Linked DNA regions of Homo sapiens: regions 2 and 3 are each linked to region 1. A link is a contact called in ENCODE Hi-C or POLR2A ChIA-PET data. All regions are on one chromosome and are shown on one strand. Each heading gives the region's core, a stretch centred on a gene start or an enhancer-like site at or near the end of the contact. The rest is flanking DNA. Distances are from core to core; before and after follow the strand shown. Region 1 holds the start of LINC02413 (long intergenic non-protein coding RNA 2413). Region 2 overlaps LOC643339 (a long non-coding RNA gene). Region 3 overlaps LOC643339 (a long non-coding RNA gene).

Region 1 (2,700 bases), core at 45-2,544:
GTGGTAATTGATTAAAATAAATATTTCCAATACTGTATGTACTGAATAAAGAAAATTTGGGGCTGACCCTGGCCCAGCAACTGCCACTTAGCAATGTCTGGTATTGAAGTGAAAATAAGGCTCAGGGCTGGGCACGGTGGCTCATGCCTGTAATCCTAGCACTTTAGGAGGCCATGGTGGGCAGATTGCTTGAACCCAGGAGTTCCAGACTAGCCTGGGCAACATGATGAAATCCTGTCTCTACAAAAAGTACCAAAAAAAATCAGCCAAGCATGGTGGCAGGCACCTGTAGTCTCAGCTACTTGGGAGGCTGAGGTGGGAGGATTGCTTGAGTCCAGGAGGCCGAGGTTGCAGTGAGCTGAGATTACACTACTACACTTCTGCCTGGGCAACAGAGCAAGACTCTGTCTCAAAAAGAAAAGGCTCAGGAAGGTGACATCACTATGCTAATTCAAGGAGGAATGAAAGAGTGACCTCATGGGACAGTAGATCAGAGAATGTTCTACCTGGTGGCCAGCCTATTTGTGGGGAGGGGTCCCTAAGAAGAGGCTGTATGCTGGCTTGGGTTATGGAGGGCCAAAGCTCAGGGGCCTGGGGGAAGGAGAGAAGCTTAACCAAAGTTTGGCTAACAGGCATTTTGTTCTGATTGATCAGTGGTGACAAGCAGTTCAGCTAGTCATTTAGGAGGTCAAAAACAGAAGACTGGAAGATCCCTATCTAGTTTTGTCATCAGTAGACAAAGGGGCACTCATGAAACTTGTCTAAGTCATACGGGGAAGGGTGGCCCCTTGCAGTAAGTCATTTTCCAGAACGTAAAAGGGCAATGGGCTTTCTTAACCTTCAGGTAAAATTCCACTTTGTCAAAACATAAGCATGATGTAGACAAAGGTTGAGAGTGAGATCAGGCTTATTGCCCAGTCTTAAGCCATTTAAACCCAAGGTGGACTTTCCCCTCAGGAAAGAAGGGAAGGAAAGAAGCTAGGAAGGCCCTGGCTAGGTTCTGTGTGGGTTGGGGAATGTGAATCCTGATGGAGCAGCCTAAAGAAGTCAAGCAGTCCTGTAGCAGCAGCCGTGGGGGAGGTTCCTCCTGGGAGTGGAGGAGGGCGAGTGCTGCAGGTCCATCAGTGGAAATGGGAATGGACCATTAGGCGGAGAAGACTTATCGAAGCTGCGAAGTCCAAGATCAAGGTGCCAGCAGATTCTGTTCCTGGTGAAGGCTATCTTCCTGTTTTGCAGGTGGCTACCTTCTCGCTGTGTCCTCATATGGTGGAGAGTGAGACTTCATCTAAAAAGAAAAAAAAAAACCCACTCCGGACATAGTGACTGTAGCTGGGTCTTGGACTGCAAGAAGACCATCCTGGTGAGAAGATCTTGACCACAGGTGATATTCACCTTGGATAAAAAACATTCTGATAATTCAGAATGTTTGTGCAAATAAGATTTCTAACCCAGTTCTATGGAGGTATAATTTATATATGGTAAAATTCACCTCTTTAGGTATTCAGTTTATGAATTTTGAGAAATGCAATCACCAGCCACTACAGTGAAGATTCAGAACATTTCCATCACCCCAGAAAGCCTCCTAGTGACCCTTTGGAGTCAGTCCCCTCCCCTCAGCCTGAGCTCCTGGTGACCAGTGATCTGATTTCTATCCATGTACTTCTCCCTTTTCCAGAGCATCACCTGAGTGGAACCGCACAGTATTCCACCACAGTATTTTGCATCCGACTTCTTTTCCTTGGCATGTGCTTTTGAGATTCATCCTTTGCTGTTATATTATCAGTGGTTTGTTCCTTTTTGTGGAGAGTATTTTATTGTTTGGATATACCACAGTGTGTTTATTAGTTTATCGCCAGTAGATGGACATTTGTATTGTTTCCTGTTTCTGGCTGTTAGGAATAAAGTTAATATAAATATAAAAAAAAAAAAACCCAATAAAACAAGAAGCTAGAAAGTTGCTAGTTTTCAGTAGAGGGGGACAGGCTGCTGTAGAAGCTCAGGACTGCTCTGCTTTTGGCACCCAAAGGTGAGAGTGTTTTGCTGAAGGCAGCAGCTGTGAGGAGTGACAACTCCACCAAAGTCAAGGAAGCAGGTGTAGAACAGGCAGGTCATAGGTGGCAATCTGTGGTCCTAAAATACCCTGGAAAAGACCGGGAGCCCTTACAGGATTGAGAAACCAAGAGAAAATGTGGGGCAAAAAAATTCCTCAGGTTTCATTCACAGTCATCCCCACAGCCATCTTAAGTCATCAAGAAAGATTCGGAAAAGCTCCGAGAATCAGCAGATGGGGGCTAGTGCAAAATAATACTTTTTGTCTTAATTATTAGTAATCTCAATCCCTCACTCAATTCTTAGGTTGATGCCTGGGAGGTAATATTTACTACCTTGCATTTCCATAAATGGTGACCTTTTTTATATGGATGTTGGACACCAGGGAATGCTCTTAAGTTAACTGCATTTCATCAGATCCCCCTACTATTTAAATTGATCTTATTTCTATCATTTCACCTCAAGATTTATTGTTCTTATCTTACATTCTAAAGAACTGAGGGCTGTCTTTGAAGTGGATATGAAAAGTTTCACCTCAGTCTACCAATATATCATTGAAAGTTTAAAATAACAAATACAAGAACAAAAATACTCTCCACTTGTCCAAGCATCCCAGGAGGTCTCTGTATTGTTTAAATTACTTCTGAGTTT
Region 2 (2,700 bases), core at 66-2,565, 140 kb after region 1:
AGCTCTGGCCAGTGGGGACCAGACTGATGAGAAGCAGCTGGTTTAGGAAACTGATGTTGGAAAGCTCATGGCCTCTCATAACTCAGTCATCTGTGGCCTGATCAATGTCACTAAAGCATGGTTTGTACTCTGTGGTATGTCCTAGAATAAAGGTAGGGAACAATGGAGGAAAACAGGCCTGAATTAAAATGTTCTCCATGTCTCTCTCGAAAAATTCCAACTTGGAAGTCCCTTTTGCCTGATAGTGACTGCTTACAGTTCCTACCCAATGTAAACTACAGTTCCATGTTTTTCCCCCTGGCTCTTAACTGGCTGAACTTGGGATGTTTTATAAGTGTCTGTCTGTACTTCCTATGACAGCCAATCACATCCAACCTATCCTCAGGTCCCTTCCCCAAATTAACTCTGTGGTCCACTGACTTCCAAAAGTAGGGTCAAAATTATTTTTCTAAGATTAAGCCTTAATAACGTCACTTATATGTTTCATCTTTTCCTGGATGGCTACTGGGCAAAAATATCTTCATGCAGGTGCTGATAACAGTAAACACATCATATATCTTCAGCCTGGGGTTTAAACACATTCATTTCTGGGTTTGTCATATGTTCTCTCGCTATTTATACTGCTTTGGGTCAGCTACTTGATACTTAATAAAATTTGCCTCCAAGCTGTCCTGCAGGGAAAATGACCTATCTGGGGGGAATGCTGTTCCAACTCTATAACCTCTGATGATTGCCCAATAGTCCTCCAAAAAGGTTGCAGGGCAGGAGCAAGGGAAGGTCCATGCCACTTCCTGGCATTTAATGGCAACAAGTGCTTTAGTGTAAGTATAATTATATCCCCTGCTTTCAGGAGGCCTTTCCAGCCAACCTCTCGGACACGGGAGCAACTGTAGATGGCATGAGCAATGTGGAAATTCGGCTTCTGCTCAAGGTCAGAACAAGCCGTTCACCAGCGTTGATTTTACCAACCTTTCGGTTATTTTGGAAAGCCGAAAGAGAACGCAACAGAGGCAAGAATGGATCTATGGGATGGAAATAAGGAGCCATTTATAACCCAAAATGAGACTGCCAGGAAAAACAAACACACAGAAAAGTACATTTTATCAGAGGCTTGGGCTGCCCAGGGCTATTGGGGTACAAAGTACTGCGTGTTCAGCTCCCTGGGCCAAGAGCTACAGTAAGTCAGGCCCCCCTGCAAAGCTCCTCTCCTGTCAGCCCCATCAAGCAGCCTTAGCCACCTGGCGGAGACAAGCTTTAGTGTTTTTAAAGTGTGTGCTGCGTGAATGTTTCACATTTTTGGTAAAGATGTGGGGTCATGTTGCAACACTTAAGTGCTTCTGCGTAAACCTTGCGCAATTCCGACAGGCACTGGGTTCCTAGCATCAGTGGCATCCTCTGCTCACATACGGCTTATGTAATGTGTGATCAGGCCCCCCAGGTTTCTCCTTGTAGCCTTTGAAAAAAATTTCAGGCTCTGAACTTGGCCCTGGTTTCCGGCAGTTCTTTGCTCCGAAGGTGCGTGGAATGGCTCAGCTGTCAGCACCTGCTGGTGAGATACAGAAAAGTGCCACGGGTTGATCTTTCTCTGGCACCAGTACACAGGAGGCTGGCGATGCTCCCCAGATGGGCTTGGCCCGCCCTGAGGCACCCTATAGGGAAGGAGAGTGAGGGCGGTTCATCTAAGGAAGAGTAGGTCGGAGGATTGAACGGGGGCTGCTACCAATAGGTAACAAACATGAAAAGGATTTCCCCAAAGCAAAACTTTCTAGCCAGAGCAGCAGCACAGTGAATGGTTTACTCACAGCTCCTTTGTCTGCTGATGGGAGATTTGGCACTGTGCTTGCCTCTTGGGCTTACCTGAGCAAAGTTACACAGTAGGTCAAGTGTTTGATGCCTTCTCACCTCCAGTCACTGTGCTGGCGCCCGCCTCCGTGCCTGGCTTCTGTTTCCATCCAGACTTCCATCCATTCAACAAAGCTTTCGAGCACCTGCTCTATGCCAGGTGCTGTGCCAAGTGCTGGGCACCAGGCAGGGCTTTCTCAACACCTGGTGGCCCCCTGTGGTGCGCTGGACCAGTCCTAACACAGGCCTCCTCTCCAGTGTCACTCTCGGCCCCACCATTTCCCAAAATTATCCCTCCCTGCATTCACTTCCTATGACTCTTGTCCTTTCTTCAACCTTAGGGATGGGACTATTTCTTTACAGTTTTTATCATAGAAATCCAACAAATTTTATTTTTATAAAAGAATTGTTCTTGGTAGTCACAGATTTCTCTCTGTGGAATCTGAGTTTCTGCAGATTAAAAAGTGATGATGTGAGCTGGGCGCTGCAGGTGGTGCCTGTAATCCCAGCTACTTGGGAGGCTGAAGCAGGAGGATCACTTGAGCCCAGGAGTTCGAGACCAGCCTGGGTAACAGAGAGACCCCCCCATCTCTAAAACATTAATTAATTAATGCTAATTAATTATTTCAAAAATGGTGGCATGAAGAAACAATGTCTTCCATGGAATGAACAAGGCATTAATTGAAAAATGTGAAGCAGGAAGGAACAGGGGAGGAATACATTGTCTGAGCAGAATCTACAATTTCACCAGGTAGACAAGTTGCCCCTTTCACCTCTCCATTTATTATTGGTGAGCTGTATGTGTAATGGTTAAGGAGGCAAATTCTGGAGCTGGACTACCTGGGGATTCAAATCCCA
Region 3 (2,700 bases), core at 66-2,565, 220 kb after region 1:
GCATGTCTAGATCTCTAGCAAGGCCGGGGAAGTTTTCCTCGATTATTGCCCCGAACATGTTTTCCAGGCTTTTAGAATTCTCTTCTTCCTCAGGAACACCAATCATTCTTAGGTTTGATCATTTAACATAATCCCAGACTTCTTAGAGGCTTTGTCCATATTTTCTTATTCTTTTTTCTTTGTCTTTGTTGGATTGAGTTAATTCAAAGACCTTGTTTTTGAGCTCTGAATTTCGTTCTTCTACTTGTTCCATTCTATTGCTGAGACATTCCAGAGCATTTCACATTTCTAAAAGTGTGTCCAAAGTTTCCTGAATTTTTTATTGTTTTTTCTTTAAGCTGTCTATTCCCATGAATATTTCTCCGTTCATTTCCTGAATCATTTTTTTCCCTTGCACTGGGCTTTGCCTTTCTCCAGTCCTTCCCTGATTGGCTTAATAACTAACCTCCTGAATTCTTTTTTAGGTAAATCAGGAATTTCTTCTTGGTTGGACCCATTGCTGGTGAACTAGTATGATTTTGAGGGGGTGTTGAAGAGCCTTGTTTTGTCATATTACTAGGGTTGTTTTTCCGGTTCCTTCTCATTTGGGTAGGCTGTCTGAAGGAAGGCCTAGGACTGAAGGCTGTTGTTCAGATTCTTTTGTCCCACGGGATGTACCCTTGATGTAGTACTCTCCCCCTTTTCCTATCGATGTGGCTTCCTGTGAGCTGAACTGCAGTGATTGTTGTCTCTCTGCTGGGTCTAGCTGCCCAGCGAGTCTACCTAGCTCAGGGCTGGTACTGGGGGTTTTCTGCACAGAGTCCTGTGATGTGAACTGTCTATGGGTCACTTAGCTGTGGATACCAGCACCTGTTCCAGTGGAGGTGATGGAGAGTACAATGGACTCCATGAGGGTCCTTAGCTTTGTGGTTTAATGCTCTATTTTTGTGCTGGTTGGCCTCCTACCAGGAGGTGGCACTTTCCAGAAAGCATCAGCTGTAGCAGTATGGAGAGGGACCAGCAGTGGGTGGGGCCCTTGAACTCCCAATATTATATGCCCTTTGTCTTCCACTACCAGGGTGGATAGGGAAGGACCATCAGGTGGGGGCAGGGCTAGGTGTGTCTGAGGCCAGACTCTCCTTGGGCGGGTCTTGCTGCGGCTGCTGCCGGGGATGGGGGTGAGATTCCCAGGTCACTGGAGTTGTGTACCTAGGAGGATTATGGCTGCCTTTTCTGAGTCATGCAGGTTGTCAGGAAAGCAGGAGAAAGCCGGCAGTCACAGGCCTTACCAGCTCCCAGGCAAACCAAAGTACCAGTCTCACTCCCACCATGCCTCCCACAACAGCCCAAGTCTGTTTCCAGGTGGAGGGTGAGAAGGGCTTGAAAACTTGCCCAAGGCTATCTGCCTCCCAGCTGCAAGAGAAAAAAGCTTTAGTTCTGCCCTTGCCTGTGAAGTCTGAACACCTGATTCACGCCCTCCCCTTAGTTCTGGCCAGGAGGCTTCTTGCCCTGTTTAAATTGTTACAAAGTTCAACTAGAGAATTCCTTCTCCCTGTGGAGTTTTACCCTCTGCTCCTCTGGCCACCCTCTGGATGGATCCCTGTGGTGTCAGGCAGGAATGGGCTGTCTGGGGACCCAGCAAGCTCCCAAGGCCTTTCTGCTGCTTCCTCTACCCCTGTGTTTTGCTCAGCTCTCTAACTTGACTCAGGATCATGTAAAGTCAGAAGCTTCTCCCACAAACAGTACTTCAGTTTCTCCAGTGGGGGTGTGTGTTCGGGAAAGGAGGATCTCCCTTTCCCAATTCAACAGTTGGGGCACTCACAGTATTTGGGGTGTCTCCCAGGTCCTGCAGAAGCAGTCCACTTCTTTCAGAGGGTCTGTGGTTCCTCTCAGGATTGCTGGTTTGTTCTTGCAGTTGATCTGGAGATAAAATTCACAATGCAAGCCTCCGCATGCTGCATTTTCATTTTAAAAGGCACTACAAGTGCTTTACCTTTCAGAGAAGCCATATAATTCCATAGACACACTCCATTATCATATGCTAAAGATTATTTAAGCTGTTCATTCTTGCTAAATTGAACCATAATCAAACTGTCAAGAAGGCATAGAAACTCAAAGACTGCTGTTAAATCACCCTTTTGCCCCCTCATTAGCAGGGAAACTGACCTCAGATGTTTTCATCTCACCCCACAAGTGTTATTTCTCCAGCCTTTACTCACTGCCCCTTCCCTCTACAGTCCTGAGCCTAGGTTTCTAGAAGAAGAGAAGCTGCTTTGGATGGGTCCCTTCTCCCATATGTCCCACCCTCTCTCTCTATTTAATTTTGGCAACCTTGGCTAATGTCACCAGAGATGTGTCTGATTTTGTCAGTTTTCTCAAAGAAGCAACTTGCCATTATTGATAACTTTTATTTTATCTTTGTTTTCTATTCTATGTAATTTACATGTATTAAGTTTTTAGCCTTTGTAGTGTATAGTTCTGTGATTTTTGACAGGTACAATCATGTAGGCAGAACCATGAAGATATAAAGCATTCCGATTATCTCTAAAAATTCCTTACAACCCTTTGTTGTCAGCTCCTTCCCTCGCCTCCAACCCCTGAAAATTACCATGTGTTTTCTATTCCTCCAGCTTTGCCTTTTCCAGAATATCATATAAATGAAACCATGTGGCATATACCTATTTGAGTCTGGATTCTTTCAGTTAGCATAAGATATTTGAG

What was found. A loop is a pair of places that touch in the nucleus more often than their neighbours do. ChIA-PET counts read pairs that join two places held with the same protein, here RNA polymerase II (POLR2A). Pooled maps may share reads with other maps.
Region 2: a map of heart right ventricle shows a loop between it and region 1 (21-fold over the local background). The contact joins the enhancer-like site here to the promoter of LINC02413 in region 1. A Hi-C loop is called at or near these places in 24 of 168 maps with a recorded cell type or tissue (Caco-2, Calu3, GM12878 and 13 more), 31 of 37 single-sample maps with no recorded cell type and 27 of 50 pooled maps. POLR2A ChIA-PET finds 5 or more read pairs at or near these places in 7 of 52 experiments (AG04450, Caco-2, GM10248 and 4 more).
Region 3: a map of HepG2 shows a loop between it and region 1 (4-fold over the local background). The contact joins the enhancer-like site here to the promoter of LINC02413 in region 1. A Hi-C loop is called at or near these places in 3 of 168 maps with a recorded cell type or tissue (A673, HepG2 and endothelial cell of umbilical vein), 1 of 37 single-sample maps with no recorded cell type and 2 of 50 pooled maps. POLR2A ChIA-PET finds 5 or more read pairs at or near these places in 3 of 52 experiments (A549, H1 and activated naive CD4-positive, alpha-beta T cell).

Annotation. Positions count from the first base shown.
Region 1 is chr12:92,989,451-92,992,150 of GRCh38, forward strand. LINC02413 (long intergenic non-protein coding RNA 2413) reads left to right here and starts at 1,295. Exons shown (of 4, transcript XR_945212.3): 1 at 1,295-1,360.
Region 2 is chr12:93,126,581-93,129,280 of GRCh38, forward strand. The region is part of intron 3 of LOC643339 (a long non-coding RNA gene); the gene reads right to left. Among named protein-coding and RNA genes, the nearest start is that of LINC02412, 46 kb to the right of the region's middle. Within about 2 kb of position 1,316, at least 19 of the 41 ENCODE cell types and tissues checked have a DNase peak (open chromatin) inside an H3K27ac peak, as active enhancers do; they include ascending aorta, heart left ventricle and heart right ventricle, where a contact is called at or near this core.
Region 3 is chr12:93,213,781-93,216,480 of GRCh38, forward strand. It overlaps LOC643339 (a long non-coding RNA gene), which reads right to left. Exons shown (of 5, transcript NR_040096.1): 3 at 1,802-1,899. Among named protein-coding and RNA genes, the nearest start is that of LINC02412, 41 kb to the left of the region's middle. Within about 2 kb of position 1,316, at least 2 of the 41 ENCODE cell types and tissues checked have a DNase peak (open chromatin) inside an H3K27ac peak, as active enhancers do.